Linked DNA regions of Homo sapiens: region 1 is linked to region 2. A link is a contact called in ENCODE Hi-C or POLR2A ChIA-PET data. All regions are on one chromosome and are shown on one strand. Each heading gives the region's core, a stretch centred on a gene start or an enhancer-like site at or near the end of the contact. The rest is flanking DNA. Distances are from core to core; before and after follow the strand shown.

The links. A loop is a pair of places that touch in the nucleus more often than their neighbours do. ChIA-PET counts read pairs that join two places held with the same protein, here RNA polymerase II (POLR2A). Pooled maps may share reads with other maps.
Region 1: a loop to region 2 is called in a map of ovary, with 8 times the contacts of the local background. The contact joins the enhancer-like site here to the promoter of PNPLA4 in region 2. A Hi-C loop is called at or near these places in 1 of 168 maps with a recorded cell type or tissue (ovary) and 3 of 50 pooled maps. POLR2A ChIA-PET finds 5 or more read pairs at or near these places in 2 of 52 experiments (PC-9 and common myeloid progenitor, CD34-positive).

The regions. Positions count from the first base shown.
Region 1 is chrX:9,980,217-9,982,916 of GRCh38, forward strand. No RefSeq gene overlaps it. Among named protein-coding and RNA genes, the nearest start is that of CLDN34, 14 kb to the left of the region's middle. Within about 2 kb of position 1,420, at least 2 of the 41 ENCODE cell types and tissues checked have a DNase peak (open chromatin) inside an H3K27ac peak, as active enhancers do.
Region 2 is chrX:7,926,055-7,928,754 of GRCh38, forward strand. PNPLA4 (patatin like domain 4, phospholipase and triacylglycerol lipase) reads right to left here and starts at 1,359. Exons shown (of 7, transcript NM_004650.3): 1 at 1,232-1,359; 2 at 1-78. The coding sequence starts at 65. LOC107985675 (a long non-coding RNA gene) reads left to right here and starts at 1,446. Exons shown (of 5, transcript XR_001755784.2): 1 at 1,446-2,700. RefSeq lists a silencer at 1-88 and enhancers at 65-114, 777-1,006, 1,237-1,476, 1,497-1,546, 1,887-1,966.

The DNA of each region.
Region 1 (2,700 bases), core at 170-2,669, 2.1 Mb after region 2:
TCTGCAGGCTGTACAGGAAAAATGGTGTCGGCATTTGCTTGGCTTCTGGGGAGGCCTCAGGGAGGTTTTATTCATAGCAGAAAGTGAAGGAGGAGCAGGCAGCTCACATGGTGAAAGCAGGAGCAAGCGAGAAAAAGAGTGTGGCGTGGGGGGCGGTGCACACACTTTTAAACCACCGGATCATATGTGAACTCAGAGCGACAGCTCACTCATCACCAAGGGGACGGCCCAAGCCATTCATAAGGGATCTGCCCCCATGATCTGAACTCCTCCCACCAGGCCCCACCTCCAATATTGGGGATTACATTTCCATAGGAGATTTGGGCAGGAACAAATATTGAAACTATATCACCAACTAAATATAGCTGGAGTTTTCAGTAAGTCTGAGTTGGGAATTTGCATTTCTGGCAAGTCCCCGGTGAATGCTGACACTCTTGGTGCAGGGACCAGCTGCTGGGAAACATTCCTAACGAGCGTCTTCCTGCTTCTACCTAAAGCGCACTCATTTTGAACACGTGGATGAATTATTAGTAATTTAAAAATTAACTCATCAGTGATTACTTTGCTATAAATATTTTATTTCAAGACTGCTACAAAGAAGGCATTACATTCTTGCTCCTTCCCATGTCTTAGTGTTCTGACAGCACTGGTTGTTTTCAATATCACCTCTTTACCTCCCACATTAATGACAGCATGTCAACATTTTCAGGCACGGGACAAACTGACTTCTCATAGGGTGTGATATTTGATTTTCAAGTGGGAAAATTGAGCATAAATTCACTCCTTCAAGGAAACTTTTTTTTTTTTTTCTGAGATAGTGTCTGTCACTCAGGCTGGAGTGCAGTGGTGCAATCCTGGTTCACTGCAACCTCTGCCCCCTGGGCTCAAGCAATCCTCCCACCTCAGCCTCCAGAGGAGCTGGGACCACAGGCGCACACCACAACGTCTGGCTAATTTTTTATATTGTTGCCCAGGCTGGTCTCGAACTCCTGAGCTTAAGCCTCGGCCTCCCAAAGTGCTGGGATTACAGGCCTTGTGGCACCTGGCCTCAAAGAAACTTTTTAATTGACACTTAATAGCAAGCAACAACAGATTACAATTAGGCCAGTCTGTGGCAGGAAAAACAAAGAAAGGGGAGAGGAGAGAAAGAAACTCAATTTCTGGAAGACAAGCAAAACAATTGCTTGTCTCCATTCTGCATTGGAAACATTCTCCATTGGAAACAGGGAGAGCAAACCAACAGTACTTGCTAATAGATTTGATGACGGGGGAGGGTAGAGGAAAGTATATCAGATCTTGTTTTCTTTTTTAAGAGACAATGAAGCAGAAGATATAAAAAGAAAAACAATTTTTTTGTTCCTTGTTCTGTTCTCGTAATTATTTTTGCAAGTTTTGTAAGTTCCTGTTTTTCCCTTCTGTGTGGCACGGCAAGGTCACAAGATATGTTTTAAGTTGCAAGGCCTGTCACTGTTTAACAAACTGCCTTTGTTCTGCTTCTGTAAGCTTGCTTGCCTGCCCTACAGGTTTTGTGCTATCAAACTGGCCAACCCCCTTCTGGATGCATGTATAAAAGTGAAGCCCTGTCTTTGTTCGGGGCTCAGCCTTTGGATGTTAATCTGCTGGGCCGGTGCGCACCTAATAAATCCTCCTGTCCCACCCATTGGTCTCTACTGTCCCTTAATTCCTGCAATAACAAGGTCTCACTTTGTTGCCCAAGCTGGAGTGCAGTGGCACAGTAATAGCTCACTGCACCCTCTACCTTGAGGGCCCAAGCATCCTCCCACCTCAGCCTCTGGAGTAGCTCGGGCTACAGCGTACACCACCACAGCTGGCTGATTTTTTGGTTTTTTGTAGAGACAGGGTTTCCCTTTGTTGCGCAGGCTGGTCCTGAACTGCTGGGCTAAAGTGATCCTCCTGCCTCAGCCTCCCAAAGTGCTGGGATTACAGGCGTGAGCCACTGCACCTGGCTGGAAACACTCTTAAAAAAGCTTGAGGTGGCCGGGCGTGGTGGCTCACACCTGTAATCCCAGCACTTTGGGAGGCCAAGGCGGGCAGATCATGAGGTCAGGAGATCAAGACCATCCTGGCTAACATGGTGAAACCCCGTCTCTACTAGAAATACAAAAAATAAGCTGGGCGTGGTGGCGGGCACCTGTAGTCCCAGCTACTCAGGAGGCTGAGGCAGGAGAATGGCAAGAACCCAGGAGGCAGAGCTTGCAGTGAGCCGAGATTGCACCACCGCACTCCAGCCTGGGCAACAGAGCGAGACCCCATCTCAAAAAAAAAAAAAAAAAAAAAAGTTTGAGGTTAGTGGTCCATTTTTATTTCTATTTTATTTTTTAATTGACAAATAATAATTGTACATATTCTTGGGGTGCATAGTGATATGTCAATACATAGAATGTACAGCAATCAGATCAGGGTGAGTAGTGTATCCGTAATCTCAAACATTTATCATTTCTTTGTGTTGAAAACATTCAATATCCTCCTTTTAGCTATATATTTCTAATTTTAATTTCATTTTCTAATTATTTTATTTATTTATTTATTTTAGAGACAGTGTCTCACTGTCGCCCAGGCTGAGTGCTGTGGCACAATCACAATTCATAGCAGCCTCAAATTCCTGGGCGCATGTAATCCTCCTGCCTCAGTCTCTTGAATTCAGCTATTCAAAACTATTTATTATTTTTAACTCTAGTC
Region 2 (2,700 bases), core at 109-2,608:
GCTGCCCCCAAGTGGTAAATGCCCAGAAATCCACACGCTGCAAATGATAGGTTGATGTGCTTCATTCTAGCTGTAGCACTGGCAATACAAAAAACAAAAATGCTGTAAGTTGGAATAGTTTATCCCACATACTGTGTAGTCTTATGTTGATCATCGTTCCAAGGCTTTCTTCTAACATCATTCTCTGTTTTAAGCACAGTGGTTTCAATTAATTCTAATTAAACACAAGAATCTTTCAAGGAAACCCTTTCTTTCCCTCCTCACCTTGACCCAAGTCTTATACATTAAAACAAAACAAAACAAAAACATTCCACATTTATTCGGTACATAGATTATGAATCTACGATTTAATTACTTGGCAGGAAACAGACGTATAAATTCCAGTTGACAAGGGCATTTGGTCTTTTCTCTTGACCCTTTGAAACGTTTTGCGGGTGGGGGCGGCACTACCATTATGAAACAGAAAATTATTAGAGACCGTATCAAATTCCAAATGAACAATACATTTGTTCTTGGTAAGTGTATCAGAAGATTTCAAATACAGTTCCCTACTCCCCTTCCCAATTTCTATTGTGAGCACCCATGCTTTTATGAACGCCAATACAATTACTCAGTAACGCAATAAGCAATCACTCAACAATGCAATACATTTCTTTGCCAAGTATCTCAACACAAACTGAGGTCATGCCTGGTGAAGGCAATTTAAGGCTCTATGAAATGTCAGCCACGCCACTTTATACTTGGAACACATCTAAATACAAAATTACATGTTTTCCTATGCCTCAGTGCGCACAATTTGCCCAAGTGAATGAAATTGTGCCTCCACAAGGCTGTCCATTCTGAAGGTCTCAGGGTTTCCTTGGGGGCCCAAGGGCCCCATTCAGGGACCCCAAGATGAGGCACATTACAGGGCCTCGAATTTAGGGACCTAAGACCGCCTGTTCCTGATGCACCCGGCCAGGCCCTGTGAGGGCAGGTGGCTCGGCCGCCGCAGGCTGCGCTGGCGTCCGCGTAGGCTGAGTCCCAGTCATCGATCCGGGGTCAAGCCCCAGTTTTGATTCCACTTCTGCAAATGGGGACGGGAAGGGGGTTGGGTGTGTAGCAACCAGGCGGCCAGGCCCAGCCAGCACAGGCTCAGTGCCCTCCCGCGGCTTGGAGGCCGGCAGGGCCGGGGTGGTCCCCGCATCAGTCCCGCAGGAGCACACCCTTGCTGGGCCCCAGGGCTCCGTACCAATGCAGCCCCGGGACACTTCCGTGTTGAACGAGTCCCTTTAACCAGATGGCGGGGCCGGGCCGTCACTCAACGCCATTCCGCCACCAAGGCCGCGCTACGCTCTCCGCGAGCCGGCCCAGGAAAGTCCTGCGGCAGGGGTTGGTACCGCCTCCCGCGCAGGTATGTGACGTCATCGCGCCGACGAAGGCGCCCGCTAGGCCCCGCCTGCTCTATTTAAACTTCTGGACTCAACCTGGCCGCTAGACCGGAGCGTCCTCCAGCGCAGGCAAGGATTCCTCGTTTAGAGTCATGTTATCTTCGAGTACCTAGAGAGACATTTTAACCCACACCCTAGAGAGGCGTTGTAATCCTTACGTGTCTTTTAACGCTACTTGGCCCTTACCTGCGAGCAACTGACCTTTAATAATCCTCATTTTCTGTGCCCCGGAAGTGCCTTACCCTCTTCGCGTCTGTTTCCCGGAAGTGGTTCTTCTCCCTCTCCACCCTTTCGCCCGCCTGGGCGGTCCAGCTGCCCCTAGGGGCCAACTCCAGCGGCTATTTTGGGGCTGGACATCCCGCAGCTTTTCAAGGCGTGCCTTTGGTTTTTTTAAGAAGTGCTATCTAAAGGAAAAGCTGGACTATGACTCTGGGGAACTTTCATATCCTCAGTTGACCTTAGGCTGTGTGACCTTGAGCAGGTAGCATAACCTCTCTGAGTTTCCCGCGTGCCTTATGTGCAGATTGAGATGCTAAAATGAGAGAGCTAAATTGGAAAGCTTTTTCCACATAGGGGGCCGTGAGCAGGTGGCTGTTTTGTCCTCTGGCACCTTTGGCTCAGACTTAAGCAGCTTCAACGACCGCCAAGATGCCTGCCATGCCCACCAAGATTTAAAGGACTCTGATAATTCTTTCTCTCCCCAAACGGTGTTTTCCTTATCTAATCCTAATAACCAAGCCTGGAGGAATCCCTGACTTCGTGATTGAAGGCTCTCCAGGTCCCCTAGTTTAAGGGCAGAGATTTACTTTCTCTGAGGCTACAAAGGAGCGTCTGCGAGAATGTCTCTACCTTAGACAAAACAGGGAGGAGGGGTGGAGCTCTCCAAATTGCCTCTGGTTTGGGCTTTTTCTTTCTGTTTTGGTGTATCGTCTCTGGCCAACAACACCTGTGAGTCCTTGATGTGACGATTAGGGAAGATGTTTTTAATTCACATAACTATTCTTTAGAGAAAATTGATCCTGAAACACCTTATTGCCTTATCGTAGAATGACTGCATTACTCAGAATTCTTTACCTCTACCGGAATTTAGTGAAGGGAAGGCACAACGTACATTAGGAAAATACAGGACACACTCCAGTCCTTAAACCTTCCACAATCTTCTAGCTCTTTAAGGTCGAGTGTGATCCTCCCCAGAACTGCATCTTCCAGGAAGCTCATGAGAAAGGAAGGATCCCAGGTCCCATCTCTGATCTGAGTCGGCATCTGCGTT